Regions from separate parts of the Mus musculus genome. Here region 2 is linked to region 1. A link is a loop called in an ENCODE intact Hi-C map of the cell type or tissue named here. Cell type or tissue: left cerebral cortex. All regions are shown on one strand. Each heading gives the region's core, and the rest is flanking DNA. Links, peaks and the distances in the headings are about the cores only. Region 1 has its middle 94 kb from the start of Gm31729. Region 2 overlaps Gm13264 (a long non-coding RNA gene).

Region 1 (16,641 bases), core at 4,462-12,461:
AAAGATGGCCTAGTCGCCCATCATTGGAAAGAGAGGCCCATTGGACACGCAAACTGTATATGCCCCAGTACAGGGGAACGCCAGGGCCAAAAAAAAAAAAAATGGGAATGAGTGGGTAGTGAAGTAGGGGGGAGGGGCAGGGTATGGGGGACTTTTGGGATAGCATTGGAAATATAATTGAGGAAAATATGTAATAAAAAAATAAAAAAATGAAACAAGGGGCGCTGGAGAGATGGCTCAGCAGTTAAGAGCACTGACTGCTCTTCTGGAGGTCCTGAGTTCGAATCCCAGCAATGACATGGTGGCTCACAACCATCTGTTATGAGATCTGATGCCCTTTCTTGTGTGTCTGAAGACAGCTACAGTGTACTTAAGATATAATAATAAATACGTCTTTAAAAAAAAGAAAAGAAAGATGAAACAAAAAAGTGTTTATGATAAAGAACAGAGAATGTGTTCTTATACTAAAGAAAAAATGACTACTAAAATACACAAAAATGAGGCTAGGGCTATGACTGTATGGGGGAGCAGGTATCAGACACTTTCAAAGACGTGGGTTTGATCATCAAGAAAGGAGGGAGTGAGGGAGGAAGAAAGGAAGGAACAAAGGAAGGAGGGAAGAACAAAAAAATCTTATCAAAATAAAAAGAAACAAAAGTTAAAAGACACAAATGTTAATAAAGTTGACTCCTTCAAATAGATGCAGATTAAAGAGATGTTCAGGAACAATACAACATCTTGGGTGATCCTGGAAACGCTACTTTCATTCAGGTGTCTCAGATGTGACACTCATGCAAGGCTCTTCCCTAAGGAGTGGCAGGTATGTAGTGTGTGGCTGGGTCTTAGAGACTTTAAGGAGCTGGCTAAGTGGCTGAATGAGCATTTTTAAAAATGTGCTTTGCTTCCCATAGATGGGTCTTCCATGAGACCCTCCCTGCCATAGTGGCTGTAACCATGAAGAATTGTGTTGGACAATTATCTGGAAGTTACAAAATGTATGGCATGGGTCTTAGATAACAAGGTTGTTTTCCCTCCTAGCCAACGTGTAACCTGGGAACAGGAATAACAATTTACTTGGATTTTGTTTGTTCTAATTTTGTTTGTGTGTGTTTGTATAGAGTATATCTGTGATGATGTATGTGTGCATGTGAAGGGTACAGAGGCCATGCACACTAATTAGGCTAGAGTCACTGACCAGTGAGTCCCGGAAATTCTCTTGTCTCTGCCTCTACTTCTATCCCCTCCTGACAGCACTTAGACATGGATATGTGCCATCAAACCCAGATGTTACACAGGTGAAGAAAGTCAAAGTCAGGTCTTGGGAAGGAAGCATGCCATGTCATTGATCTGTTTCCTTAGACCCAAACATGCATGTTTGTCTATCACCTACACACATCACTCACAGTATGTGCTTAGTCAGCATCAGTAGAGCAAGTGAACAATGAACCAGTGAATACCATTGTATGGCAAGCTGATGCATGAGCAAGGAGTGGCTACTGAAGTCAAAACATCACATGCAACTAGGGGGAGTTAAAATAATTACCATTGCAAAATTGTCTAAAATGCACTATTGACAAACCTACAGTGTTGTTTTTGTGTGGGCTTTGTGGTGATTTGAATAGGAAACACCCTCAGATTCATATGCTTGAATGTCTGACCCATAGGAACTGTCACTATTAGGGGGTGCAGTCTTGCTGGAGAAACTGTCCCACTGTTGGGGTCAGCTTTGAGGTCTCCTATGGTTAAGCTACACCTAGGGCAGCAAACGGTCTCCTTCTGATGCCTTCAGATGAAGATGTAAAACTCTCAGCTCCTTCTCTAGCACTATGCCTGTCTGCATGCTGCCATGCTCCCTGCCATGATGATAATAGACTAAACCTCTGAAACGGTAACCCAGCTCTAACTAAATGTTTTCCTTTATTAGAGAGCTGCCTTGATCATGATGTTTCTTCACAGCAATAAAACCCTAAGGAAAGCAGGGCTTCTGTTTGTTCTTTCTTCAGTGTAATGGTATGGAAGAATGTTTTTTGCCAAGTTGGAATTGGAAAGCTGATGACATGCCAAGTAGTTGACATCTTCCAAAAGGTGAGAGATGCAAGTGTGACTCAAACATAGTCACCTAGATGTCCCAAGGACCAGAAAAGGGTGACTTGAGCTAGGAAGGAAGTTCATCACCAAAAGGATATGTGTAAACTACAAACCCTAATGATTTTAGAAAGGATATCATTATTGTGAGACAATTCAATTAGATCATCAATTAATTCAAAATAATCAAGTCAAAACAATTTGGTCTTAATTACTGGGTACTGAAATAAATTAAAAAGATTAGAAATGAAGTGAATGACAGATTATAAATACTCATCTCTGTATCTACTTGGAATTCGTCTTTTCCTTACACACAATGTGTGTGTGTGTGTGTACATATACATATTTTTTTTTCAAATGTGATGAGCTCAGACATAATGCTTTAAAATTCAGGGCTTGCAAACAAATGGCAACAATGGTGTTTATTGCCAGGTGATTACAAATTAGAACATTGAAAATGACTTAGTCAAGAAACAATTGGGTCATAGGATAAAATGGAAAGCTTAGGATGGAAAAGCAAGGCAACAAGCCAGGCTGGGAGGTTGGTTAGCAGGCCCAGTAACTGCAGCCGGAGTTGCATGCTTTAACTTTTTGATATTATAATTGCAACATTCCTTCCTTCTCTTTCCTCCATCCCTCCTATATATGCATGTGTGTGTGTGTGTGTGTGTGTGTGTGTGTGTGTGTGTGTGTCTTTGAACCCTCAAAAACACTGGGCCCAGAGGGTAAGCATCTGTAATGTCCTCCTTCCTACAAGGAGATGGGAGGTGGAGACAAGAAGAGTCCTCAGGAGTCCGAAGGTTAGCTAGCCGCGTGTATTGAACAGAAAGGACATTGGTGAGACCCTGCCTCAATCAAGGGGGGAGGCAAAGACCCACACCCAAGGTCATCTTCTGAGCTCTGCATATTTAGACTGATACATGTGTCCCCACATTCAGGCCCATGAATACACACACAAGCTAATCCGTCCTGAAAACCAATTATATGCTACTGAAATAATAATAATAATAATAATAATAATAATAAAACACAATAGCAGCTTATAAGCAAATGCTGTAAGTATTCATGATTAGGTCTTTGCCACAGATACCCCTGCCTAGTGAAACTTAAAGAATCCATTAAGCGGTATTAGTGTGCATTTGCTGTCTAATTCTCCTCCACATCTTTCTTCTCCACATGAGCTGTTTTGCCAGGGATCAGTTCCCTGAATATTTACAGTTTTGATCTTTGGTCCACTGCTGGGCAGGTGGGCAGGTCAAGCCACCCCTGCTGCTCAGCGGCACTTAGAAATCAGCAACTCAGTGTTGACAAATGCATTTCACTATCCCTTAAGCATTTTAAACTCGAGCCAAATCTAGAGCTGAGGAGGAACATGGCAACACAATTCTGCACTGTCCACAAGGAGCTGGCCTAGTTAATGTCGATTTTCTATGCTTTGTGAATCCTGTTTCAAATAACCACACCTCCCTAGGAGGTGTTCCCTGCCCAGTAGTGAGACCTGTCAGGCAGCTCGGGCTCTGACTGAATAATTTTTCCAATCTTAACTAACTCAGCATTTCGTTCTGGTAAACAGTAAAGGATCAAAACCCTTGGGAGTTATGGCCACATACGAGCTCTCCCTATTCCACGACAGTGGGCTGAACACAACACTGACCTGAAGTGAAGGCAATGCAGGTGACAAACTGAGCTTCCAAACTGGGTGCCCTGAATCGAAAACGCGTGTCCACAGATCCCACAGATGACAGAAGTGCCACATGACATACGCAGTAATCTAAGCCTTCTGAAAGTTGATTCTCAGTGGAAAGTTAATTTTGTTTATATTGAGCGCTTGACAAATACAGCATGTAGTTTTTGCTACCCTCGTTAAGGCGGACTGCGATACCTGCCCAGCCTAGGTTCCCTCTGATCCATAGATGAAACACACACACACACACACACACACACACACACACACACACTTAATTTCAACCTGCCTAATTGGCTCAATTGCTGGGTGCTTCTAATCTCTGTTAGTATGCCCACCCCAAAACTCTTATCTGATCTCCCTAAATCTGCCCTCAGCTTTAGTTGCTACCCGAGGCCCAGTCAGAGAAGTGACGATGGCCATTCCACCCTAGATCTCACATGACTGGAGACTTTTCTCCCTGCAAAGCATGGCGAACTCTTTCCTTCCTGCACCTCTTAACCTGCCTGCGGGGAACCTGGAAGTCCCACCTCTTTCCTTCAGCCCAGCAGAAGGAAATTACTTCTGTTATTACTAAAAATTAGCAAAAGCAAAATAAACTAACAAAAGCTGGACATGTGGTTCATTTCTTGAATTCCAGCCAAGCCAAACCACTGTGGGTTCGAGGTCAGCCTGGTCTACCTAGCAATTTCTGGGTTACCCAGAACTATATTGCAAAACCCTATCTCAAAAATAGATAGATAGATAGATAGATAGATAGATAGATAGATAAAATACACTTTCATTTTTAACAAAAAGTATCCCCAACTTAACCTAACTCAAAATTACCCAATAATTAAGTTTGTTTTCAGAATAGCAAATTTCTAGGTACTTTCCTATAAAGAAGGGAAAAATATTGAAGGGAAGCAGGGGTCAGCAAGTAACTGAACACATCTCTCCAGGCTTCAGCAGACAGCTGATTTGAAGCCTATAACAAAAGACATAGCTGTCTGCATAGTGAGAATTGGTTTTCTGGTTTAACTTTTGTATTGCCAAGGAAGAAAATAGGCACAGACATCACAAGCAACCGTGTGCATTTGCTAGTCTTGTTCATGAAGGCTCAGTCCTGTATATAGGTCCCTGATAAAGTCTGATTGGAGGAGTTCAAGGCTCACTTCCATTCATCAATATCTAATACTTGCAAAACTACTATAGACTCAACTCCCCACATATGTAACAGAGCTCACACCATTTTCTCCTCCTCTGGGTGACCTATAACTTTCCCAGAGAGTTAAAAAAATAAGGTGATAAACTTTACTATGTTGAGCTATGCATATATGAACTACAGTGCTGTCTCCACCTAATCTCTTTTTACAATATTTCCCGGTCTGATGTGCTACCATGTGATAGCATCCCATTGGCTTCTCTCATTTGGTTGTCCTTTTCCTCTAAAGCGATTCCTGTTTTATCCTTCTAGCTCAGTGCCACCATTACCACTTTATTCTATAATTGATGAATGTTCTCCATTAAAATATGAATACAGTATAAAGCTCTGCATTCCAGAACTGAAAAAAAGTTCCAGAATTGAAGAGGGAACTTGCAGCGGTTCTCAACCCCATTTGGGGGTTGCATATCGAATATCCTATATATCAGATATTTGTATTACAATTCATAACAATAGCAAAAAAAATAGGTTTATGGTTTGGAGTCACCACAACATGAAGAACTGTTTAAAAATATCTCACCACTAGGAAGCTTAAGAACCTTCCTATTGAATGGCTGAGAACTTTTTAATCTCTACAGGAAAACCTTCCAAAGTCAACATCACCCCTTGGGTTCCATTCTTAGCTCCCTCCACCGCTAACTAATCATTTCATTAAGACCAATCCATAAAACTAGAATGTGGTGCCACACTACACTGGAGCTTAAACTAACTCTCAAAATGTCTCAGTATTAGTTGGTGCATCTTTCTTTCCTTTCTTGACATCTTCCAGAGGCGCTCCAAACTTCTCTCCTTTGTGAATAGTCTCACAACTCCAGATTGCTCTCCCATTTCACCATAAGCTCTGTCTACTAGGAATTTCCTAGTGTTGTGCTTCATAATGCCAGACCAAACAATTGATTATGCACTGCCTCCTGTTTCCTCTATTTGATGTTCATTGCCCTCTAAGAATTCTTATGCAGTCCACATGACCACAGTTCTGTCTGCTACATTTTTGATAATTACTCTAGTCTCTGGCATTACATTGGAAATATCAAGTATGATTTGTATCTGTTGGATAGTAATAGTCCGATGTCTATTTTATAAATGTCTTTCTTTTCTTCCCAGATGGGACTTAAAATGAGAGAAATCACACTCAGGTGATCATGATCTCTTAGAATGTGACAGTACATGGAAAGCGGCAGAAAAAAAAAAATCAGATCAGTAAAGTACTGACTGCTCAAAAGGGCTTGTTCCCTAATCCTATATGTGAGTGTTGTTTCCAAGGTGATGAACTTGAAAGAAAACAATAACGCAAAGTGATATTGCTGTGTTGCTTGGTGACAGTGTCACTGCAATTAGGGGTGGATCACACTTCTCAGCCCACTGACCACCTAGGCCACTGGAAGGCTCAAAGAAATTCCCACCCATAGTCTGCAGATAAATGAACCTGAAACCTAGGAATGCGAAAGAACTCAGGCAGAGGCAGGTTCTCGGGTGTGCAGCTTAGCCAGTGAGCAGAGCAGGGACATGTGTTTGGCTTGTTCCTCTGCTGTTCTCATCTTGAAGCCCTTCCTAGTTTCTCAAAAGCAAATTGCACTAAGACCTACAACTTACACAGCTGTTTGTAACTATAGACGCATGTGAAAGGCTCTGGGGACAACGTGGCAGCCAGACTGAGTCTCTTCCTTTCTCAATACTATGACTTCACTCTATGCCCCTGGCAATGGTCACTTAAGGAAAATAAGGCTTCACTTCAAAATACAAAAGATAGCAAAGAATCACAACACTCAAAACTCAGATGATTTTGAAAGCATTTGTCTTTCTGAGATATTCAAAGGGTAATATGACAGGGTTCAAATCAGGTAAAGAATCTTCAATATAAATTTCAAAATATTATCTGAATTCTTCTAAAAAAGAAGGGGGTTCTAGGTTTTCACTCAGAATATATAACAACTAAACTATTATGCTTGGTCCCAGATAAATATGCAAAAGCACAGAAGAAATATCTCAGGTGACTTCGGCAAATGAATGAATATTTATGTTTTCCCCCAAGACCTAGCATAGTTGAGCATGGGGTATTTAATGGACGGCCAGTCCATTTCTACAGGAGCAGGTAGACTTTTGTGGTGGGATTGTTAGTAGTTATGTAAGAGAGACACTTGTGGGCAAACTCCCACATTAGCATACTTTCAGAAGGTTGCAGCTCAAACTTTGAGTCTAAGCATACTGAGAAATAGACACGTCCATCCTCTTTGCAATGCAAGTTCAATATGCCCAGTTCACCCCCATCATTTTAACCCCTTCTTGAACATGGACTCCATGACCTCAAACTCAGATGTCCAGGAATATGTCTTCCATTATGACCTTAAGTTAACCCATGTTCAGCAATGGACCTCAGCAACTAAGTATACTTAGCCTGCCCTCAAAGTGCTTTCCTATATGAATATGCATGAACTCCCTGGACAAAAATATCCATATTTCTTTTGTTCAAGGACAGTGTTGTTTTAGACTCTTTACATGCTATAAAATAATTAAATATTGAAATAATGATTGATAAATAAATGTAGTCTTACTTCGTTTTCATGATTATTTTGGCTTTACTCAAACCAAAGTACAAACCCATTGGGTTTTGTTTTTGTTATGTTTTGCTATTTTTTTCAAGAGCATCACACATCAAACTATCCAAAATCATTGCTTTTGATTACAAAATATTCCAGATTCTAGAAGCTGGAAAAAAAAAGTCAAAACTTCAAGACTGGAAGGAGTAAGAACAAAGTTAATAGAGAAAAAACTAAACCGCTCCACTATGTTCATAGCAGCCTTATTTATAATAGCCAGAAGCTGGAAAGAACCCAGATGCCCCTCAACAGAGGAATGGATACAGAAAATGTGGTACATCTACACAATGGAGTACTACTCAGCTATTAAAAAGAATGAATTTATGAAATTCCTAGCCGAATGGATGGACCTGGAGGGCATCATCCTGAGTGAGGTAATACATTCACAAAGGAACTCACACAATATGCACTCACTGATAAGTGGATATTAGCCCAAAACCTAGGATACCCAAGATATAAGATACAATTTGCTAAACACATGAAACTCAAGAAAAATGAAGACTGAAGTGTGGACACTATGCCCCTCCTTAGAAGTGGGAACAAAACACCCTTGGAAGGAGTTACAGAGACAAAGTTTGGAGCTGAGACGAAAGGATGGACCATCTAGAGACTGCCATATCTGGGGATCCACCCCATAATCAGCATCCAAACGCTGACATCATTGCATACACTAGCAAGATTTTATCGAAAGGACCCAGATGTAGCTGTCTCTTGTGAGACTATGCCGGGGCCTAGCAAACACAGAAGTGGATGCTCACAGTCAGCTATTGGATGGATCACAGGGCTCCCAATGGAGGAGCTAGAGAAAGTACCCAAGGAGCTAAAGGGAACTGCAACCCTATAGGTGGAACAACATTGTGAACTAACCAGTACCCCGGAGCTCTTGACTCTAGCTGCATATGTATCAAAAGATGGCCTAGTCGGCCATCACTGGAAAGAGAGGCCCATTGGACTTGCAAACTTTATATGCCCCAGTACAGGGGAACGCCAGGGCCAAAAAGTGGGAGTGGGTGGGTAGGGGAGTGGGGGTGGGTGGGTATGGGGGACTTTTGGTATAGCATTGGAAATGTAAATGAGCTAAAAACCTAATAAAAAATGGAAAAAAAGAAAAAAAGAAAAAAAAAACTAAACCATAAGAAAATGGGGAGGGGGTTGGAGATATGAGGTAAGAGGACACCGACATGATGTTCCTGTAAAAGACTTGAGTGCAGATCCTAGTACCCACTTTGGGCAGCTCACAGCTGGCTGTAACTCCAACTCCAGGACATCCAACAGCCTCCTCAGATCTCTCAGGTACCCACATTCACACTCACATGCATACTTCACCCTACACCCACATAATTAAAAAATAATAAAATAATCTTTTTAAAGGAAATGAACAAATAAAATCTGTTTATTCACTAAAATTAAGAAAGAATGAAATCCAAATTTCACTTCTTGAGATTACAACCAAACATCAAAATCTGATCCCCTTAGGTCATTTTTGTGTGATTGTCCAACAATGTCCACAGATTCCAGGATAGAAAGACAGAAAGGGTCAGGGTGGGGGACATGACTAGGTAATGAAGCTGGCAAACTTCTTAGCTGGGGGCTTTTTCCTGACCTGAAACAAAAGCTTAGCAGCTTAAAACAAAGGCCTTGTGGGCTTTTTCTCCCTCTGGTGGACAAAGTCAACAAGTTCAAGGCTGCATCAGGATGTAATGATTGTAGGTCAATCAAGGTTGGATCAGGATGTGTTTGTACAACAATTGTGGCCAATCAGCTGTTCTGATCTTCAAACTGAGAAACCCTAAATTAGGGGAGGAAGATCCTTCAAAGACTTGAAAAGCCCCAGCCCTGGATTTGCTTCCACTCTGATTTGTGAAGAGTATTTTTCTCTGCATGCTTGTTCCCTCTCTGTCTGTCTTTGTCTCTCTGTCTCTGTGTGACTTTATGTGTGTGATATGTGTGTGTGTAGTGTGTGTGTGATGTGTGTGAAGTGTGTGTGATGTATATATGGTTTATGTATGGTGTGTGTGGTGTGAGTGTGTGAAGTGTGTGTGATGTATATATGGTTTATGTATGGTGTGTGTGGTGTGACTGTGTGTTTATTTGTGTGTGTGTGATGTATGTGTGTGTTTGTGTATGTGTATGATGTGTATGTGTTATGTGTATGGTGTGTGTGGTGTGAGTATGTGTGTGTGTTTCCTAACTCCTAATAAAAGCCTGCCTTTACTGGCAAAAGAAGAAATAAAGTAGAGATATAGGAGATCTAGAAGAAAGAAAAATGTACCCATTAATATCGTAACACTATAAAGAGAGTTACTACTTCTGCCAAACTCATTAACATTCTGTAGGAAAACTTACAAAAGCACTTTGCACGTGTTAATTTAGTAATTGCAGTAGTCCGGAAAGAGCGATTCTGCATAATTTACAGGATGAGGGAACTGGTGCACTGGAGGACTTCAGTAGTCTGATCGCAATCACACAGCTAGAAATAAGGTTGAGGTTCTTCCAGGTCAAAATCTTAAGTACTATAGAAAATGTCTAAGTCTGTCCTCATAGCTTCAGGAATGGAGGAGAGAGGTGCTTTTCACACCAGGCTTGGTACGTAAGAAGCACACCAGTAGTCCCTAAAGTCTAAAGTGCAAGGACACTGGCCTCTCTGAGGGCCACACCTTTATACAATTCCCTATTTCTCACCCAGTGTCCTCCATCCTGGACCTCCAATCAAGGTCTTTGCAGATCCCCTGCCTCGTTTGCTTCTGAAAAGGACCAGGAGTTGGGGGCCACAGACACCCCCTCTCATCACCTCACCCCATGTTTTGACTCAGTACTTTCCTAGCAGCCCTCCTGTTCACAGCCCCATCCCCACCCCCAGCCTCAAGATCCGTTCAAACACCTTTTATTGAGACAGCCACAACAGTGAGAACACTCCCTCTCTGGCCCTGATCCCCTTGACTCCAAGGTGATTTCTTAAAACAGCAGAATGCAACAAAGCACCAGCCTTCCCCAACTTGAACCCCTTTCTTGGACCTGCCCAGTAAGTGGTTAAAGGCTTAGCTCTTTCATTCCAGCTTAGATGTAATGAACTCCTCCGCATTTGGCAGCTCACTCTCTGCAGCTCAGCTGAGCTCCTGACAGAGGTCTGTTTCTTTTTGTTTTCTTGTTCCAGGCGTTTAATGAATGTCACAGTAGATGAAACAAATGCGTCTCGAATACCAAAGGGAGGGTGCCGGTGAACTGGCTTTCTTTCCTGTATCAGCTCCATTCCTGGTTTGGGATGGCAGTATTTGTTGTAAGATGTTACGAAAACCCGCGGAGGAAATGAGTGCGAGAATTCCCAGACCAGATGCTTAAGGTCTCATAACTAATTTGTTTGCAAGATCCCTGCCACTGGCAGGTGATGCTGCCTTCCTCCAGCCTCCGCGAACATGTGTGATGAAATTTAATAAGAGCATCATTTTTTGTAACCTGAGTGAGCACCATTCACTGGCCTCTGTCACCAAGCAGGATGCTAGGCATCAGCCTCTGAGCTGGGGGCTTGTCAATGATGAATATTGTCTTAAGAGGGCTGCAGTTTCTTTCCTGATGTTTTTGTGTTTCACGGAACTGAACCCAAGCTCAATTTCTCCAAATGAAGTCCGATGTGCTTTTAAAGACAGTCCTCAAAGATGATTTTTGGTTCTTATGAGAACCAAGCTGCCTGCTGGGGCTAGATGACCTAGGGTGGGGTGGTACCCAAGGCCAGGCTTTCCCTTCTCTGAAGAGGAGATGGGGGTAAGGGGTCAGGCAAGGGATCTGTAAGGGCAGGGCAGGACTAAGAGGAGAGGAGGGGGCTACAACTGAGATGTAAAGTGAATAAAAATTATGAAAAGGAAGGAAGGAAGGAAGGAAGGAAGGAAGGAAGGAAGGAAGGAAGGAAGGAAGGAAGGAGAGAGAGGAGAGAGAGAGAGAAAGAAAGAAAGAGAGAGAGAGAAAGAAAGAAAGAAAGAAAGAAAGAAAGGAAGGAAGGAAGGAAGGAAGAAGGAAAGAAGGAAAGAAAGAAAGAGAAAGAGAAAGAAGGAAGCTGCTGTTTCAGCCAGCAGACGAGTGGCAAACACAAGATCAGTATGCGTATCTGGAAAAGCAGCAGTGGATCATATCAGTATCTTTTTCCCCCTCCAGTTTCTCTCACTTGTGTTGGCGCTGCAATATCTCTTATACCATGTAATCGTTAATTAGGGGAGGGAGACCTTATTAATGCAATTTTGTAAATGAGATGAATATGACCCCAAAGGGGGCTATAATCATTTATACTACATCCGTAGCTTAGAGATAAAGGCAGAAGTTAACCCATTAGGGTCTAGCTCCAAGGTTCATCATCATTTCATTCACATTAGTCTTGCTACTTCCAATGATGCAATAGAATTGCCTGGTAAAGAACTAACTGTGCGGTTATTTAATGAGATGAATGGATGCTCATGAGTTCAATTCCCAGTACCCACACGGCAGCTCACGACTGCTGTCACTCCAGTTTCAGGAGATCTGAAACCCTCACACAGACATACATGCAGGCAAAACACCAATACACATAAAATAAAAATAAAGTCCTAAAAAATATAAAGCTCCTCCATTAAAAAAATAATAAGGTAGCAAGTTATTGCGGAAGCTGCCTGGCTCTGGATTCTGATCTCTATATGTGCATACATGAAACACATGTGCATACATATACATGAATACACACACATGTGTGTGAGAGAGAGAGGCAGGGAGGGGGAAGAGAGAATAGATCCATAATTCCCAAAAAGCCCTAGGAAAGAGTCTGGAAGGTAACCACAATTGGAAGTAACAGTCTTGCTGAGGGCTCAAGTTTCCTACCTATAGCCTAGGAAAGAAGTCACTAAGTAGATAACCCTCCCAAGATAGTCGGGATGGAGGTATTTTTTTCCTTTATATTACTATGTTCACATGGTTTTTTTAATTTTTATTGAATGTATTTTGTAGGTAAGCGCAGATATTATAACTTCAACCAGCAACTACAATCTGGCCACCTGTGTGCTCTACCTACAAACTTGCCTCCTCAAACTGGGACAGCCAAGTGCTTACTGGGGAATGGTTTAAGGTGGCAGACTCTAGCAAAGAGAGTATGAGCTTTCGCACTTCAAACAAATTCCAGTGTTGTGGCCCTGTGGCTAATCTGGGGAGTACCTGAGAAATAGAGTTTCCTATACAAGATGCAAGAAAAAAAAATCACTTCAGGTCCATGGAGTCTGAGAGTTGGCATCTAGAAACTTGCCCTGTCTGTTCTCTCCAGGGGAACCCAAATGAGTAAGTTTTGATGCCCAGCTTTCCCCCACCCAGTGTGAGCCTTCCCCTTCCCAGGTACCCTCTGCTCCCCTGCAATTCTGAACTCTATCCTGCAGCCTGTGAGGTTTTCTTCTCCTGGATAGCCTTCTTCTGCTCCTGTTTTGAAATTAAATTCCATTTGTTCTGCTCATGTTGGCACAGAAATTGTCTCAAGTTAGTCTAATAAAACCATCACTAAAACAATTTTCTTGAGTAGTGTAATTATAGAGTTGGTAATTAGGCTCCACTAAATGAATAGTGCAGTTAGATTACATTCAGACAAGCACTGCATACCCCATCCCATTTTAATCACCCCTTAAATGCAATCCTGTTGGTGGGGAAGGCAGTTTAGATAGTAATGGCAAGCCCATCATACACACTTGCATTAGATTATGTCACCTCTAAAGCTAGGACGAATTGACAGATCCCATGCTATCCATTACATGATCTGTGGTGGGAGGAGTCGAGCGAGTGGGAGGAGCTTCCTTTGCAGTATGTGGGTCTCTCATAAGATAGCTGTCAGATGATAATCTCCTAATCTCCGCTAAAGCTTTGCTCTGCCTTTTCACACCCTATCTTCTGCAGAGACCTTTGACTTAGTACCCCAGCTTTTGCCTCTCAGTTGTTTGCTTCAGGACTGACTGACTTCACGTCTTTCATTTGAGACCTGCTAACCTTCTCTGTGTCATCAAGACGGTTGTGACTCTTTGAAAGCAGATACTACACACATTCTGCAGGAACAGAAATGTTCTTTCTCTTCTGCCTGGAGCATCCACTATAAACCTACAGTCAACAAGGACTGAGTCACATTACACAATTGCACTTTATATCCAAGCACTGGCCAATGGCCCCTGGAAATTAGTAAGACTTTGACCCATCTCAGTAGATGAAGCACTCCTAATGCCTGATGGTCAGTCATTGTATATTTAACACCTACACTGGCTTTAGTTGTATTTACTCTATTTAGTTGGCCCTGGGATCTCTATTTCATAGCTGTAAAACTTACACTCAGGGAGCTAACATGTATTGCCCATGTTCACACAATTAGAAAATGTCAGGGTAGCCATTAGAACTTGTGCTTTCCCAGTTCCTGGTCCCACACTAATGCTGAGCTGGTAAAGCTAGTTTCAGTACCAGGTCTTGAGTCCGTTCTTAAAGATCAAGACACCATAGTTGTCCTCTCTTCTGAGTCAGCAAAGGTTCTCTGATAGGTCATGCTATAAGAAATTATATGGTTGATCTAAGATTGGCACAACGCTTGCCAAAGCAAGATAGAATTCCCATCTTTATGCTTGCAAGGCAAGTATTCTACTGACTGAGGTATTTCCCTGACCTTATTTTTTAATCTATAAAATGGAATTAATTATGCACATGCCCTAATGTTTTAGGGGATTGTGTATATGTGTGTACATGAAATATGATGAAGTGCATAAGAGCATCTTGTGAGGTGGAAAGGATTATGACATGTAAGTTATTATCATCATGACTTACTCAGATCCAGAACCATCAGAGAATTGAGATGAGTTTCAGGAGGTTCTGATGTTTTGTCTCATATCAAGGAAAACTAGAGTTCTATTAGGTGAAGTATTATCTATGTTTATGCACCCGCCTCATTAAGACACCGCAGCCCTACAAAGCGAGAGGTGAGTGGATGCTTTGAGCCCTCTCTGACATTTGCTTCTTCGTCCTGATTTCCCTTTGCAGGCTTTCACTTTCCTCCCCAGTAACAGGAATTGCTCTGTTCTTGGTTGATTGATTCTAGGAATTTGCTGAATACAGCCAAGCCATGACATATTTGCATTTTTAAGTCTGGAAACATTCGTTCGGTTTTTAAAATGAGTTTATTTTGAGGAAATGTATGACTTCTCGAACTAATGGCAAATGAAGTTAATACAATTCATACCTGCTGTGGGCCATGATGATCAGAGATCAAAGGGGAAATAAATCAAAGGCTAAATTCCACACTCTCTAATTGCCTACATTCCCTCCTGTTCATGTCGGGAGAAATGCTTTCTGCTTGGGATTAGAATGAAGAAGCGGAGAACAAATGTGTCTCCCTTTTAAGTTGTTTCCTGTCTTCTCTTTTAAAAACATGGGCTATTTGCATTGCCTCTGTCTTCCACTAGCCACACAGGCCTCAGTGTCTTCTTGGCAAAACTGGCCGTAAGTGTTGTATATGCATAATGTTTCAGTGTTCGTCTTCCCGGGGAAACATGTCTAGCTGGTTTTCATTGTGTTTGCTGATGATTTGTAACAACAATTACATTCTCAAATGAACTTGAAAAAGCTATCAGAAATGAAACCCAAAAATTTCAGGCATAGTTCTACTCAGCCCTTTTACATATAACTCTGGTACTGACTAACAAGATAAAACCCCTTGCCCAGTGACACATTCACTTAAAATATATCAGTGATTATTTTTAAAATAAGATAAACTCAGGACCTGGGGAAATGGCAGGTATAAAGCTGTGTTATGCAAACCTGAATATCAGAGATCAGATGGCATCCATACTAGAAGGGGGTAACTGACTTCACAAAGTTGTTCTCTGACTTACACATATGTATGCACCCCCATTCGCCACACACACACACTCACACGCACACACATGCACACACAGAGACATACACTAATAATATTATTATAAAACCAATAATAATAACAATAATAATTAAAGTCACACATCAGTAATGATAAAATCAACAAGAGTAGAAATTGAAATAAGTCACAGACACACAAATAATAACAATAACAATAAAAACAACAATAATAACAATAATAATTGAAGTAAGTCAAATGCTACAGAAGTATAAAAGTAATGAGATCTCCAATTGTACTATTAGACTCATAGATTTGGTTTTGACTTATGGCGTATCTTCTGTAAGCACAAGTCCATGTGATGCTGGCCCTCTGAGGAATGTAGGGTGGATTAATGGATATTTAAACAAACTAATGTGTTTCTCAGATATGTACTTCATTGGGGCGCAGATTATAATCCCTTGTGTTTTGTGCCATTTCTATCAGAAGTCAGCTCTAAAGAGACAGAATTCTGATTGTATAGATAACCCTGTCTCCAACGCAGTGACCTAGAATTCTTTTAGGATCAGCGAGAGATAATAGCTTCTTAGCTGTTATTTAAACCATATATTATGCTGAAGTTTTAGCTGATGTTTTCATAGAGATGTGATATTGATGAATGGCTGAGCATAAAGTAGTTAAGTATCAAGAATCAACCTACTTAGAAAAAAATGCAAAAGAGTACTCAAAAATGCCAACCAAACTAAAAAACACAAAAAGGTGTTTGCCCAATCCACACCCAGGAGGTAAGAATGTTTACCAGAAATATATCTAATGATTATATTACAGGAAGATGGTAAATGGAGATCATCACTAGTTTAGAAAGCCCATTATTAGAAATGAATATTCCCCAGAATTCCAGTTGACTTTGCAAGGGCTCTGCACAAATGTTCTGTAACAGGGGCTCTACAATAAAGATATGCTCCCTGACTCAAAGACCTGATAACTAGGACAGAAAATTAGAGTTAAGAGTAATTAGAATTCACGTGTGAAAATGTCAAGAAACAGTTTTAATTAATAAAATAATATGTTTACAAAATACATAAGTGAATGTAAACAACTTATAAGGAAAAAACTGACGCTGGGCGTGTTGTCGCACGCCTTTGATCCCAGCACTCGGGAGGCAGAGGCAGGCAGATTTCTGAGTTCGAGGCCAGCCTGGTCTACAAAGTGAGTTCCAGGACAGCCA
Region 2 (16,641 bases), core at 3,985-11,984, 140 kb after region 1:
TTAACACGCTTAGGTTAGTGATCCTAAGAGGGAGTCAGAGTGCCTGTATCATATATTAATTTTACTCAGTCCACACGGTTGAGCTTCCGTCTCAGCATCTCTATCTAACAATCAAACACTGGCTCGCTGATGAGGATCAATGCTCCCTGGGAAATGGTCTAACTCTGCTTTCTGAGGAAGACCATCAGGACTCTCCACAGCCTGCTTACCGTGACCTTTTCCAGACTATGGCAGAACAGAGGCGGTCACACCTCGTGAACCCATTTTATCCCAAACAATACCACTTAGAACGGTTTATCAGAGGGAAGACAGTCTGAAGCCATGAGGACTCTTCATCTTGGTTGCCTATTGTGGGTAGATAATTTTGTGTTCATGTAAAATCTCTAATTCGATAGATGGTTCCACATTTGTGTAGAAATGTGTTTGGTCTGTCATGTGTCTTACAAGCCTGCTAAACTCATGTATTCATTGTCCTTTATTACTTGAAGAAAGTCTCCCTGTGCTTCTCCTTCTATTTCTTTTCTAACTTCAATTTTGGTTTGTTTCATGTCTGTTCATAGTTGCCTTCAAATTCCTTGTGATGTTAGCTATAAGAGTCTCATTGGATATTTCTAACATCGTTCTTTTGTTGTTGCTGCTTTTGAGATTGCGGTCTCATGAAGCCCAGGCAGCCCTTGACCTCTTTATGTCTCATGTCTTTATGACACATAAAGAATCCTTCTGCCTCTACGACTGCAGGCAGGACTGTAGACTGCCATGCCTTGTTTATCTAGTGCTGGGGTTGGACCCAGGGCTTTGGGAATGCTAAGCAAGCATCTAAAAACTTAGTTACATGCCCAGCCCACCTATGTCCTTTTAATATTGGTGTCTAGTGGTCATCTGTTTCCAATTGAGTTGACATTTTCCTGGATCCTGACATAAGAAGTGATTTTCTCTTATACTGTGAACATTTGAAGCATTATAGTATGAGACCCTGTATGCTACTGTATCTTCTGTTTTATCTGTCACCCTCTAACACTCTGTCAGGAGCTTAAGGGAAACACGGCATTCTTACACTCTACTCACAGACACATTGGAGAATATGTTAGTTGGCTTTCTGCTCAGCAGGTAGAATGTCTGGTGTAGGAAGAGCACCTTGACTGAAGGAGCACATGGAGAAGAAGGTCCTTCACCTCACAGCAGACAGCGGAGGGGCCCAGGACCAGGCATAGCCATCAAAGGTGCCCCAGGTGACTCACTTCCCCTAAGAGGCTCCACCTCCTAACCTGTGCAAGGCTCCCTAAAACAAATGAGAGTGCTGCAACAGAGGTGGCCATAAAGATTTTTTTCAGAGACTAGGGTAGTTTGATTGAAATGTTTTCATGATCTAAGTTGATAAAACATGAGGAAATTGTGGAGATTCGGGATCCTAAAACGTGACTCACTAGTTAGATATCGCTCTCAGCTAAGGGATGGTCAACTGTGGATAGGCCCAGAAAAAAAAAAAAAAAACTGAAAAATATGAAAACATTTGAAGGTGAAAATGGGATTTTTTTTTACAACTAGATATGAAAAGTAAGGCAAATGATAAAGGGTGGTGCTTGTTCTATTTTAAAGAAATCAATGTAGTTTATTTCAATTATAAACAATGAACAAAACATTTATATAGCTATATACAGGAAACTGTTTATGATCTCTTTTTGATAGTTAGAAAGGCAATATTCAAAGCTTTGCTTGAAAATGGTATAATGTAGTTTTAAATAATTTCTATTTCTAATATTTTAAACATTCCTCCGGAGGCTTCTCTGCCCTCAGATCATTTTTACTACATAGTTCACTAAGAATTTTCTACAAAAGAGGAAATAGAGTAAGTAAATTTAGAAGGCCTCAGAATGTTTCATTTGGAACATGAAGTTGTTCTTGTTTAAAATCTGTGTTAGACTGTCCCGGGTTGTTTGTTTGTTTAACCGTGAAATGGGTTTAGAGTTGAGTTAAGCCGCAGCTACTGTAAGTTTCTTTCTTTTATACAAAGCAGCACTGATTCAGTAGCCCACGTTTCCCCAATTCCCTTCTTTGGATGTAAATCACAGCTTATATTTTTAAAAGACACATAGCTCCTCTACCCAGACAGTATGTAAACAGCTATTGATGAAGATGAAAACCTAATCTCTTCTTGTTATAGTTGAGTTATAAAGAAAATATCAATTTAACAACAATGGAGCTTGAAATGGCGACGTATGCAGTAACCTTAGTGCTTAGAGGCTCAAGCAGAGGGATCTGGAGTTCAAAGTCATCCTTAGCCACAGAGCAAGTACAGCCTGGGCTACAGAGCCAGCCTGGGCTACAGGGAACTCGTTTCTAAAATCCCAGGAGGAAAAAAGATTAATTCAAGGGCAACTAGTCTAAAATCATCAATGTAAAACTGTAGACTGAGTTAATAGTCACACACACATACACACACATACACTTACTTATACACAGTCTATAAGACACTATACGTTTAAGAACACAGAAAAGTTAAAATTGAAAGAATAAAAAAAGAATGTTCTATACAAGTAGAAATCATCAATTAATAACCATAAAAGATCAGGATTGGCTCACTTATACTAGACCTGACAGACTTTAGGTTTAGAAAGAAAGAAAGAAAGAAAGAAAGAAAGAAAGAGAGAGAGAGAGGGAGGGAGGGAGGGAGGGAGGGAGGGAGGGAGGGAGGGAGGGAGGGAGGAAGGAAGGAAGGAAGAAAAAGGAAGGAAGGAAGGAGGGAAGGAAGAAGAAGAAGAAGAAAAAGAAGAAGAAGAAGAAGAAGAAGAAGAAGAAGAAGAAGAAGAAGAAGAAGAAGAAGAAGAAGAAGAAGAAGAAGAAGAAGAAGAAGGGAGGAAGAAAGGAAGGAAGAAAGGAAGGAAGGAAGGAAGGAAGGAAGGAAGGAAGGAAGGAAGGAAGGAAGAGAGAGAGAGAGAGAGAGAGAGAGAAAGAAAGAAAGAAAGAAAGGAAGGAAGGAAGGAAGGAAGGAAGGAAGGAAGGAAGGAAGGAAGAAAAAAAGAACAACAAAAACCCCAAAGTCACAAATACGCACTTGCAAACAATCATTGGATCAAATATGAACTCAGACATTTTAAAATTACTTTAACAAACAAAAATGAAAATGCACATTACCAAATCATATAGAACAAAGGAAACTTTTAAAAATGGAAGTTGAAATCAATAACTATATAAAGAATGCTAACAATTCCTATGCCCTCACATTTTCACACCATTTGCATTTACCTGATTGTGCTCCACTGTATTTAACCAAGGCTGTCTGCATGGGTGTGGGTGGGAGCTATTTACTTGCCTAAGGGCAACTTCCCAGTGTCTACCATTGAGGAGTATAATTCCCCTCCTACTAGCAACCTTCACCATCACTACCTTTAGCCCTCCAGGGTAAGGTAGGACTTTGGAGCCCTTCTCCCCTCCATGATGGAATGTCAATGGTTACATTTTTATGCAGGTAACCACAGCTGCTATAAGTTCTTGTACACAATAGCCATTTCATATCCTGAAGGCCGTTCTCCAGTGCATCTCCTTCCTCTCATACAGCTCTTACATTCCTTCTTTCCTTCTGCCTTCTCTTCTGCAACGTTCCCTGAGCCCTGAAGTGGTGATCTTGTCATTTTATTGAGGGCTGAGTTCTCAGCAGTCATTTACCCTAGGATCTCTGCAGTAACTAGTGATTACCTCAAGAAGACATTTCTCTGAACGATGCACTACTCTATGGGTATAATATAAATATTTTGAAGACAGTTGGACATACTATCATATAGAAATCCAACAGTAGTTGGTTTCCCTATCCAGCCTATGGCCTTCCAAACCATACGCTTTGACTAGGTTTACAGTAGCAGGAGTGAATTCCTTCTGTAGAGCTGGCCTAAAATACAATTAAAAAAAAAAAGCAGTGGCTATCCCCATAATAGCTATGCCCACTATTACCAGTGCGCACGTCTACCTGGTTTTTACTGATATTGTAGCTGTGAGGAGTAAGACTGGTGATAACGATTTCCTCTCAGTAGCCAACTTGCATATTGCTTTCTGACACTGTGAAAGCTAACCAGTAGGGAGCAAGTGCCTCAATTCCAGCTCAGGTCAGGGTTCAACGAAGTGGGAAAGGGGATGAAGAAGAACATAATTATACATATACATATATATATACATATATATGTATATGTGTATTTATGTAATATATTATCTAATGATATTGTGAAAAAAAATCAAAAAATCTTAAATAATCTAACTTATCTTAAGGAAGGATAAACAGTAGGAAAAAAAGGTAAGCTCTCAGATAACAGGAAAAAAAGGAAGTGATAAAGATTAGAGCTATTGAACCAAATCTTGAATTTAAACACAGAAAATATAGCAAAGAGAGGCTGGGGTTTGTTTTGTTTTGTTTTGTTTTGTTTTGTTTGTTTTTGAAAAAACCCATAGATTAACAAACACTTGGCTAGATAAAAAGAGAGAGGATATATTCAAGTAAAGAAAGTCAGAAATTAAAAAGAAAATATGACAAGAGATGACTCAGAAATAAAGATTACAAAGGATCATTATGATGCCAACAAATAGAGTAATCAGGAAAAAATGAGTAGGTTCCTGGAAATGCAAAAATTATTAAAACTAGTTAGACCAATAATAAGTAGGCAAAGAGAAAGCCAGGACCAGATTGCTTTCCAAATGAATTCTGTGTAGCATTAAAAGAATCAGAACTAATTCATTTTAAGCACTTCTAAGAAATAAGACAAAAACCTTCCAAAATTCATTCTATGAGACTGTAGCTCTGTGATACCAAAGCTAAAGATATCACAAGAAAACCACAAACTAATATTCCCAAAATGCAAACCTCCTCCATAAAATAGCAGCAAGCCAAGTTCAGTAGAATATTGGAAGATCTGTGTACTATGACAACGTAGGGTTTACTCCTGGAAAATAAAAATGTCCCAAACCTTTCTCAGGCAACAGGATAGAACATAATTTTTTTTGGTCATTAGCATTATTTTTTTATTAGTTATTTTCCTCATTTACATTTCCAATGCTATCCCAAAAGTCCCTCATACCCTCCCCCCCACAACTCCCCTACCCACCCACTCCCACTTTTTGGCCCTGGCGTTCCCCTATACTAGGACAAATAAAGTTTGCAAGTCCAATGGGCCTCTCTTTCCAGTGATGGCCGACTAGGCCATCTTTTGATACATATGCAGCTAGAGTCAAGAGCTTCGGGATACTGGTTAGTTCATAATGTTGTTCCACCTATAGGGTTGCAGATCCCTTTAGCTCCTTGGGTACTTTTTCTAGCTCCTCCATTGGGGGCCCAGTGATCCATCCAATAGTGACTGTGAGCATCCACTTATGTGTTTGCTAGGCCCTGGCGTAGTCTCACAAGAGACAGCTATATCAAGGTCCTTTCAGCAAAATCTTGCTAGTGTATGCAATGGTGTCAGCGTTTGGAGGCTGATTATGGGATGGATCCCTGGATATGGCAATCTCTAGATGGTCCATGCTTTTGTCTCAGCTCTACACTTTGTCTCTGTAACTCCTTCCATGAGCGTTTTGTTCCCAATTCTAAGAAGGCGCAGTGTCCACACTTTGGTCTTCGTTCTTCTTGAGTTTCATGTGTTTTGCAAATTGTAACTTATATCTTGGGTATTTTAAATGAAAGAAAAAATAACACTAACATTTCAGTAAATCTACAGAAAACTTTGATAAAGCTCAATCGCCTTTCATGATTAACTCTTAACAAGGGGCTGGCGAGATGGCTCAGCAGATAAGAGCGTTGACTGCTCTTCCCAAGGTCCTGAGTTCAAATCCCAGCAACCACATGGTGGCTCACAACCATCCATAATGAGATCTGACTCCCTCTTCTGGTGTGTCTGAAGATAGCTACAGTGTACTTACATATAATAATAAATCTTTAAATAAATCTTTAAATAAATAAATAAAACTCTTAACAACATAGGCAGAGAAGGCTCTTAACTCCATATAGACTGTGTGGAATAACACAGAGATAACATTATAGTCAACACAAAACCCCTCAGAATACACACATTCCCATTCTAACCATTTTTCTTCCACATAATACCAGAAGGCCTGGCAAGAACAACTAAACAAGAAAAATAAATAAACAAATAAATTTAAAACACCCAATTCAGAGAAAAAGGTACAACTGTTTCTGATGACAGAATCATGCACATAGAAAATTCTAGAGATTCAGCCAAGAAACTTAGAACTACTACATTTAGTAAGTTATAGTAAAAAAAATATATATATATCATGCAAAATAGTTTCATCTCTCCACATAAATAATAAAATACTGAAAGGGAACATTTTAAAATGCAATTCCAGTATCAACAAAGACTAGGAAAAACTTAACCAGAAAGGTAGAAGACTCATAGACTTGAATATTGTAAAATGTTGATAAAGGAAATCACAGAAGACAGATATATCATGCCATTAAAGATTAGAATAATTAATATTGTTTAGATGTCCGTGCTATCCTCAAAGTCCTACAAATTTAATACAATTTCTAACAAAATTACCAATTATATGTTTACAGACAAAAAGAGATTGACTCTAAAATTCTAAAATATGGACCTACAGAAGACCCCAAATAGACAAAGAAGTCTTGCTCAAGAAGAACTAACTAGGGGCTGTGAATGTAGGTCATTTGTTACTGTTTGCCTAGCATGCTCAAAGCCCAGTACCTCATAAAGCAGGTATGTGGCTAGTGGCACCAGTCTGTCATCCCCAGCACCCTGGAGGAAGAGCCACGGGAAGTTCAAGCTCAACTGTCACTGCAAAGCTACCTTCAGGGTAGCTTGAGATACACGAGACCAAGAAGCGCCACACTTCCTAATTTTAACGTACATTACAAAAACATTACAAAGCTACATTGTCAACAACAGTATGTCACCGGCATAAAAATGGGCACATACAACAGTGGAAGAGCATAAAAAGCACAGAAATAAATTCCTATGGCTCTCGTCAGCTGATCTTCAACAAAGATGCCATACGGTGAAGGAAGCAGTCTGTCACCTGGAGGTTTATCAGTTGGCGTTCTTGAGGCAAACTCTCCCTGGTCAGAGTAAGAGGAGAAAAGCAGACTCCTTGTGATGTACACTAACATACACATGAACGCAGGAGCCCCTCTTCATACTACACATGAACACAGGAACCCCACAAGACACAAAACTCGAAGAAGGGCCAGATGACTGTGACAGATCTCCCACTTCATGGGGCAAGGGAAGCAATTTTAGGAGAGTAAATGATTTCTGGTGAAAATGAATAAAAAAAGAACAAAACAAAACAAAAATTAGAAAACAGAACATAGCCTGGGACCAAGCTCTTCAGAGGTGCAAACCGCGCTGGGGGCACAATGGAGCAACACTCAAGAAGCACTCCAGTGACAGCCTTTCAGGAGACCAATGGTGCATCTCTCCAGGAGGATGTGCCAACCACCCACCCATCCCCGATCTCTTTTGTACTGATTTATCTTCCCTGATAACGCAGTTTCGAGGAGAGAATTGACCATTCTCCACATCTCTTGGGATATCTCCATTTAGAAAATAAGGGGACATGGAAGTCAGAGCCGGAGATAAATGATCTCGCACGTGTTAACTTGGGTGAGTCTTGCAAAGATTCTGGGGTACAGACAAACATACAATTCCAATTCAGCTGAGGTTAAGCGGCATAGCCAAGGTTACCCCATGAACATCAGCTTGAGCCTGGTTGATTCCAAAATCACTTGATTTCCCATTCTAAAGTATCAAATAGCGTGTTTTCGAGTTGTGTGATTTGTGGGGCTCTGCGTTCATGTATCTTGATTTCTGTCCTCTCCCCATGGCTTCATAAACGTGTATATTGAGTTTTCTCACCATTGATATAATAAGAGTAAATGGCTTCATAATGAGAGTGTTAAACTATTATTGTGTTTTTGCGCTTTGCCTTAAGGCTATGTGCGGATGGCCCTAGTAACACAAGGCAGGAATCTTGAATTAATTTCTGCTGCCCTCTTGTGTCAGAGACTAGCAACGACGCCCTAGGAGGAAACGGGTACCTTGGCTTCGGTCTAATTTCTTTCCTTTTATTCATGGAGGGATCATGCCACTCTGAGAGAAGAAGTCTGAATTCTAAAATTTGATCTGTTCCAGAGAATCTTGGCTCACACGAAACACTCAGTAAAAGAGAAAAGAATGTGACTGTTTCCTTAAAACCAACCATTTCAGTATGTAATGGAATAAAATTAAATCAATACAACGCAATGCAATAAGCCTTCTTTGTCTCCTGCCTTCCATACAAACTGCCTCAAATCGGTTTCCAGTCCTAAGTAATGGCTTTTATTGAGTTACTGACAACTCCCTAAGGAAACCTGAGGAAATACTGGGCTCTGATAGGCTCTTATAGGGAATACTGGGCACTGATAGAGCTGATAGAGAATAGTGAGCTCTGATAGGGAGCACTGGGCTCTGATGGAGAGCACTGGGCTCTGATAGGGAGCACTGGGCTCTGATGGGAAGCACTGGGCTCTGATGGGGAGCACTGGGCTCTGATGGGGAGCACTGGGCTCTGATAGGGAGCACTGGGCTCTGATGGGGAGCACTGGGCTCTGATGGGGAGCACTGGGCTCTGATGGGAGCACTGGGCTCTGATGGGGAGCACTGGGCTCTGATGGGGAGCACCGGGCTCTGATGGGGAGCACCGGGCTCTGATGGGGAGAACTGGGCTCTGATGGGGAGAACTGGGCTCTGATGGGGAGCACTGGGCTCTGATGGGGAGAACTGGGCTCTGATGGGGAGAACTGGGCTCTGATGGGGAGCACTGGGCTCTGATGGGGAGCACTGGGCTCTGATGGGGAGCACTGGACTCTGATGGGGAGAACTTGGCTCTGAAAGGGAGAACTGGGTTCTGATGGGCTCTTATTTTTATCAGAGTGACAGTCTCTGTATCAGAAATGCAGGTGGATCTACCAATTTCTCCTTGGTCTGTCTCTGATAGGCCTTCACATTAGTTATATTGCTTTTTATTTATAATATTATTTATGGTGTTTATCATTCAGCACTTCAAAAGTACCTTCATCTTGAAGAGAAACTTGGATGAGTGACTTTTCTTTAAAACATTAAAGTCACCAATTTTAGGTGAGGGAGAGGTGTCTCAGTGACTAGGGTATATATGGCTCTTACACCGGACCCAAGTTTGATTTCCAGTACTCACGTGGTTCACAGCCACCTGTAACTTCGGCTTTGGTCAGCTCTGCAGACGCCTGCACTCACGTGCACACAGCTGCACACGTACAAATTTAAAAATAATTAATCCTTTAAAACTTCCCACTTTTAGCCTCCTGAGAAACAGGTGTTACATACACATCATATTTACTTTAAAAATTAATTTTTTTATATTTAAAAAGGATGCATTGATACATTAGATTATTGGGGGCTTCTTTGTTGTTATTGTTACTGTTGCTGCTGTTGAATGGTGGTTTTCTTTTGAGAAAAATCACACACACACACACACACACACACACACACACACACACACGCACGCACGCGCGGCTGTCCCAAATCAAATGCCAAATTACTTTTGTTTTTCCATTTCCCTTACTGTCTCTAAATGCCTCACCCAATTACTGCTAACACAGCTCTGCAGGTTGCTCCACCTGAAAAGCTTAGATCCAGCTCTATTACTTAAAGTGTGCACAGCAGAAGAATACCATGAAACAGAAAATGTCTATAAGCTGCGTGTGTCACCAAGGTGTCATTGTCTCTCTAAAGAAAAGAGTGCTTCCAGCAGGGAGATGAACGGACATATTCACCCTAGCCTGGTTCAACTGTTCTTTCTCCCTCTTGGTCGGAAAGATTGGTAACTTTCTTCAAATGGCAGGACTTTCAAAGAATGCAATCAATTTTGGAGTTAAGTCCTTGGTTAAACTGTATCATCTAATATGGTAGCCCTTCACCACATACAGTTGCCTAATTTTAAACTGATCAAAATTAAACTAAACTCTGGAGTCGGTCATGCCTATAACCCTAGCACTCAGGAATCTGGAGCTACTTGTTTTGGGCCCAACCTGAGCAACATAGTGAGTTCCAGGCTAGCCTGAACTACAAAGTGAGGTCTTATCACAACAAACAAACAAACTTCAGCTTCGCAGTGGCTTACAGCATATTTCAAGTGCTCAATAGCCACCTGTGGCATTGGGCTATAATCTTGGCTAACACAGCTATGGAACGCTGATGATGCAGCTCAGCCTAAAATGCACGAGGCCCTCAACTAGGTAAATCCTTAGGAGCATATAAGCTGGGCACAGTGGTTCCACCTGCAGTCTGCAGTTAGGAGGCAGAAGCACCTGCAGTCTGCAGTTAGGAGGCAGAAGCACCTGCAGTCTGCAGTTAGGAGGCAGAAGCACCTGCAGTCTGCAGTTAGGAGGCAGAAGCACCTGCAGTCTGCAGTTAGGAGGCGGAAGCACCTGCAGTCTGCAGTTAGGAGGCGGAAGCACCTGCAGTGTGCAGTTAGGAGGCGGAAGCACCTGCAGTCTGCAGTTAGGAGGCAGAAGCACCTGCAGTGTGCAGTTAGGAGGCGGAAGCACGTGCAGTCTGCAGTTAGGAGGAGGAAGCACCTGCAGTCTGCAGTTAGGAGGCAGAAGCACCTGCAGTCTGCAGTTAGGAGGCAGAAGCACCTGCAGTCTGCAGTTAGGAGGCAGAAGCACCTGCAGTCTGCAGTTAGGAGGCAGAAGCAGAAGTTCAAGTGCGTCCTCAACTGTATACCAACTTTGAGACTACATGAGACTCTACTTAAAATTTTTAAATTAAAAATAATAATTACACAGAGAGACAGACAGACACAGAGAAAGACAGAGAGCCTTTCTGTCATCATAATGTTGGACTGGGCAACCTCATTTCACATGAGAGGTTTGGGCTCTGACAAGATCATAAACTATCATTCAAAGACTGTGGGCTGGTAACTAAATGTTAAGTTTAATGTAGACTAAGTAACATTTTTTTTAAGGCAGGATATTTTAAAATCACACCAGACCAGAAGGGGGCGTTATGACCCTCCAACTCGAAAACTGACTGTCCTCCCCACTCCCCCACCCCCCCACCCCCCGCCCCCGCTAAAAGTGCATCTCAGCTCTGACCAGACTAAGGCACCAAACTAGAAGCGTGGTTTTGCCAAAACAGTGTTTGACAGATCAAACTCCTGCAACACCCTCAGTCTTAGGAATACTAGGATAAAAAAATAAAATAACAGGTGAATTACTGATGGTAAATAAACATAGCGTCATCTCAACAGTAGGCAGAAAACACCATACACTTTACAAGGTCACACGTATATAAATAACAAAACATTCCAGGGCAGAATATGAACAGTTTGGAATATGAACTCAAGACACAAAAGTGACTTGAGGCAGCAATGACGAATGGGTACCACAGGTAGTTTTTCTATCTCAGACTTCCGAACTACTCCAGTGGAAGGGCCAGTTGATGAATGAAAAAAGCAAAGAAAGATTCTAAGGGAGAGCCCATAATAAACAGACTCCCCATTCATGAACTGCCAGGGTCGTCCTGATTAGTAAACTGTGCTGCAGTTTCCTAAATGGTTCTCTGGTGGCCTCCAATGAGCAAGGCATCTCTCCATTTGCACTGGGCTCATCTACCTTGGATGTACAGGGCCCATGCATGGGAAGTGGTCTATCCACTCAAAGATAGAAATTTGCTTCCATAGGTCCATTCACATGTTTAGAGACTTCAGAGCTTTTTTAGACTCTATAGCCACAGGAGAGGTTGGCTTTCAGTTGGTTTTCATCAGGCACGTGTGACCCATGCATGAGGGAAATTGCAACTGACCTTTCGGAAGGGTTGACTGACAATGGGTGACAGTTCTTCAGGTCTCTGGTGTCACAGTCAGTGAGACACTCTTGTGTTCTAGTTATTGCAGTGCCTCATCTGAGTATGCAAAATACGGAAATCATCCTGCATTAAACAAGCCTGGAAAACAGCAACATTCATGTAAGACTCTTGCAAGAGTTGCATTTATTTGGGGGTGGTGGTGTTTGTTTGTTTTTTGTTTGTTTTCAAAACAGCAGAAGACAAAGTAAGCCGGCAAGTAGTCATTGTTGACCTCCTGCATAGATGAAGAAGCTGAAAAGGATGTCTGTGGTGGGGTGGGGTGGGGGACAGAATGGGAGTTTCTGGAACTTACCTTATGAGCATCCCCTCCCCTCAGTGGCAGGTGTGAACTTCATCAGCTCTTACTTTAAAAATAACATCAGCAACAAAATCCCTAAACCACACGAAAGCTGTTTTACCCGCCTTTGTCCTCTGCCCCGGCTCCCAGAACCAAGCCCTCAGAAGTGCCGCTAACGAACCAACTGTTCGCTGGGCTGTCAAAGATAAGGCAACATCGCATTTGCAGGAACGGACATTCATCACCTACTGAACAAGCCAGGCAGGTCTTCACGTCACCCCAGTGGAGCACGTATTTCAGATATGTTAAAATAGATCCAAACTCACACACACACGTTTTTAACAATATAAATAACATTCTTTTATAACAATAGGCCCTCAAGATGACTGTAGGGAACAGAGCATAAATGAGGTTAGCAATATGTGTTTCAGAATCCTGGGAATGCAATTGCTGTTACAACATAAAGAACACTGGAAGCTGTGATGTGATGGAAGTGTAATGATGTGGGGGAAGCTGGATGAGACCTGCATCCTTGTGATGCTGAAGCAGGAGAATTCTTGAGAGTTTGAGTACAGCATGGGCAACCTAGTGAGGTCCTATCTCATCTGAAATCATAAAATAAACTAGAGCTTGGAACAGGAATGAGGAGGCTTGCTTTCTCTGCCTCCTCTCAGATGGATCTGCATATCTGATCATGTTCTATATCACCACCTGACAGGAAACATGGCTAACACTGCCTCTCACACATTGTTTAATCTTTCAGCTTCAGGCACGAGGAAGATCCCAACTGAGTAGCCAAATTTCAAATCAATATCCCACGGAAGGAAGGGACTCATGAGCCAGGTGGGAGCAGGTTTCATCTTTGTACAAGTCAACCCTGGACGTGAATGAGCATCGGGCTACTTTCAAGTAAGGGTGGTTGTGAAGGATTTTGTCAACTGTGTATGTTGTCTCACGAGGGTATAAGCAAACACAGAAGGACTTATTACTATTTGCTTTCTCAGTTGATCCTCCTTAAAGTTAAGAGCTTAAACTGTGACAGATCAATTTTCCCACTTACGTGTTATGCTAATTACCCTCCTAGTTAGCACGATCAGACATTTTGGGTAATATGCAATTATTATCAAGATGTAGGACATTTAAAATTTTTTAAACTAATTAGTTGAACTCAAGCTCATCTCTTTCTCAAATAATTGTTTAGATACAAAACCATACTTTTAGAATGCTAAACAACATATTATAGATTCATAATATTCATATCACTGGTTTTAAAAAATGACTAACTATGCTTTTATTTGCTCATGTTTGTTTGTTTTACTTTTTGGGATCGTCTTTTGATGTAACTCAGCTGGCCTTGAACCCATAGCCATCATCCTGCCTCAACCTCCCAAGAGCTGGGATTGCAGGCATGAACCACCAGGCTCAACATTCACCATCTGTTTCCAACCTAATTAAAAATGAAAATATTAGTCATAGTCTTACTTGCTCATTTCTCCAAAGATTTTCTTTCTTTTTTCTTTTTTCTTTTTTTTTTTTTTTTTAAGGTTTTTGAGACAGGGTTTCTCTGTGTAGCCCTGGCTGTCCTGGAACTCACTCTGTAGACCAGGCTGGCCTTGAACTCAGAAATCTACCTGCCTCTGCCTCCCAAGTGCTGGGATTAAAGGCATGGGCCACCACCGCCTGGCCCCAAAGATTTTCTTAACTTGCAACCTGCACCACAGACACTGTGTCCATAGGTATATTTTTATTCAAAACCACTGTCACCTGCTATCTTAATGAGGATCTATTAGTTTGACAAAAAAGAGCAAAAGAACAAATATTTTGAATAAGGCTGTGTAGAGAAGGCACTATTAAAAGGTAAACACAGAAATGCACAGTATCATTAAAATAAGTAAAAATGCAAAAATGAGAAGGTGTTTCTCAACCAATATTCATCATTCACACATGCTGATTGGACTTTTCCACAGGACGATCGCCCTTAGATGGATCCATGGATGCTGGCCACATCCCCTGCTCCTGTTCTTATACATCCATCAGCAACAAAATCACACCAGATGACAATCAGAGATGATGGCGAAGTGACATCAAGACAAGCACTGCCACCTAGCCTAGTGACTTGAGAATGATCCCTGGGACCAACATCATAGACAAAGAAGAATGACTCCTGCAGGTTGCCCTCTGGCCTCCACATGCACACACACACACACACACACACACACACACACACACACACACACACACACATGCCATACACAAAACAAGCATCAAAGTATATAAATATAGTAAATTATGTTTATAAAGAATTGGCAATGGCTTATTTGTTAGCTACTTGATGCAATAATGTCCAGGATTATGGAAAACAAACTCAATAATGTGCTTTGGGGTACCCAGTGTTGAAAAAGAATTCCAGAGCCTCCATTTTATCATGGCTCCAACACAAAGATACAATGTGACACCGAGGGTCTTACTCAGCAATCTCAGTTCCCACTGTGTAGTCTGCAATGCTGGGGATGTAACCCAGAGCCTTGTACAGATCACAGGTTCTTCTGCTGAGCTTCACCAATCCCCACATCCTTTAATTTTCACCTTTAACATGTAGCAGATTCTTTCAGGAAATATGGTCAGTGCTATATTTTATCATACAAACTTAGATCCAGTGAAATGTAGAACTCTCAAATGTCTCATTGGATAAATTTTAGCCCAATGCCCCAAACCAACCATAGACCATTTCTAACAGTCCAAAATATTCTTTTGTGAGGTGGAAGAATTTAAAGATTTTATGTCTTCAGCTATGTGTCAAGTATAAATCTAGACTTAAGTATTGATCACAACAAGAAAAATAGGTTCAAGAATCTATACATTTGTTAACTTAAATGTTTATTTTAGTGATACATTTTTTTCTCCTTCAGCTAGCAATTCCCCACAAGTGATCTATGAAATTTGGAATGATGAATTAACTAATTTAGAGGGTAAACAGTGAAAGGAAGCAGCCAGTCTGACCAGCCAGGCACAAGGGTCTTACACTTGGGGCTACCCAGGCAATGTTAAATGCTTTTCTCTGGAGTAGCTTTCTGCACCTTTACCTCACTATAACTCTGCCCCCAAGGGACCATAAAATGTCTATTTTCAGAATGTAATGAGTGTCCACACATTCCTTGGACATTTGCCCCCCAAACATCTATTTAGACAGCAAGGGAGTTCAACTTACTACCAAGCTAGGGTGCAAATGCTGACCTGATTTTAACAGCCTTCAAAACTATCAGATGAGCCTGAGAGTCTCTGCAAAGACTTTAGCTACCACCTAATTTGCTACTGGAAATTTCTTCGAGCACCTCTTTCCTTCTAGGTTTGCTGACTGCTACAGGATAGACAAAACAATCTCTCCTTTTCCTACAGTTTGGGGCATGAGAGCGTAATATTATAGCTTTGAGAATAACATGGATGAGCTTTTTACACTGCTGGTCAAACAGCCTGGACTCTGTGAGACAGTGGGCTGACTCCGCCCACTGCCAGTCTGACTGACAGTCTAGGATGCTCTGGAAACATGCATTGTAGTTGCTCATCAGTGCACGACAATCCTTTCCATGTCACTCATTCTAATACTAATTGGCAATTATAATATCAATGACTGTATGCTACATACAGCGACACTGTTCACCCTAAATGATCATTGTAGCTTTGGGTTCTAACCACTGAACACTTCCCTAGCTCATAAAACAGTGATCACCCAAATTGCTGTATGTAATCTCTTTCTGTTGACTCAGAAATATCCCCCACTGGCTCACGGATCTGAACACACGAACAAAACAGCCAATGGCACTGTTTCGGGAGTTTGTGGACCCTCTGAGAACATGTCCTAGGTAATAGAACTAGGGCATAAGGATGGCCTTTGAAGGTCTACACATTCTGGGATCTCACCGCAGATCTCTATGACCTGTCCATCAAGATGAAAGCACGCTTGAAAGCTGCTGCTGTCACAGACCAGACCACTCTAGCCACTAGGCTTTCCATACCGTGATGGACGGTTATCTCTGAGACAAATAAGTATCTCTCCCCTTATGTTGCTTCTGTTCGGTATTGTGTCTCTGCAGCAAGGAGAGTAACAAATACCCTGTCTTCCTTTTATCCTTATTTGCTTGGCCCCTATTTGCATCTCACCCAGCACACATGTGCACTGTACACAGACCAAAAAGAAAAAAATCCACCGTATTGTTTTGTGTGTGAATGTATGTTTTGCATTAATCTGTTCTATGGCCCCCAATTTAACTCAATGTTTTCCCTTGTTGATTTCTCTTTATAGTTGAAAACCTTATATATTTGCTTACCTGCCACAGTTTTATTCTATTTCAAGTCAGAGAAATCACAGTCTGTTTACATCAAGAGATGGAGGCAGTACAGAAAATAAGAGATAAACCACTCTTTTTTTATATGGATCACTTTGGTAAATAGAGAGGAAACCGA

The links. A loop is a pair of places that touch in the nucleus more often than their neighbours do. Peaks named below come from ENCODE experiments on the same cell type or tissue, not always from the same donor. Only the 100,000 strongest peaks of a DNase experiment are listed, where the experiment ranks them.
Region 2: it touches region 1 in a loop (3-fold over the local background); 2 of 42 quality-filtered maps call a loop at or near these places.

What each region holds. Positions count from the first base shown.
Region 1 is chr2:10,910,928-10,927,568 of GRCm38, forward strand. No RefSeq gene overlaps it. Among named protein-coding and RNA genes, the nearest start is that of Gm31729, 94 kb to the left of the region's middle. In left cerebral cortex, for the core only: a CTCF peak has its summit at 9,230 (motif pointing left); DNase peaks (open chromatin) are centred at 10,046 and 10,693; H3K4me3 peaks cover 372 bases.
Region 2 is chr2:11,051,866-11,068,506 of GRCm38, forward strand. It overlaps Gm13264 (a long non-coding RNA gene), which reads left to right. Exons shown (of 4, transcript XR_374005.3): 4 at 6,557-8,264. Among named protein-coding and RNA genes, the nearest start is that of Gm13264, 23 kb to the left of the region's middle. In left cerebral cortex, for the core only: CTCF peaks have their summits at 8,018 (motif pointing left) and 8,223; a DNase peak (open chromatin) is centred at 8,015.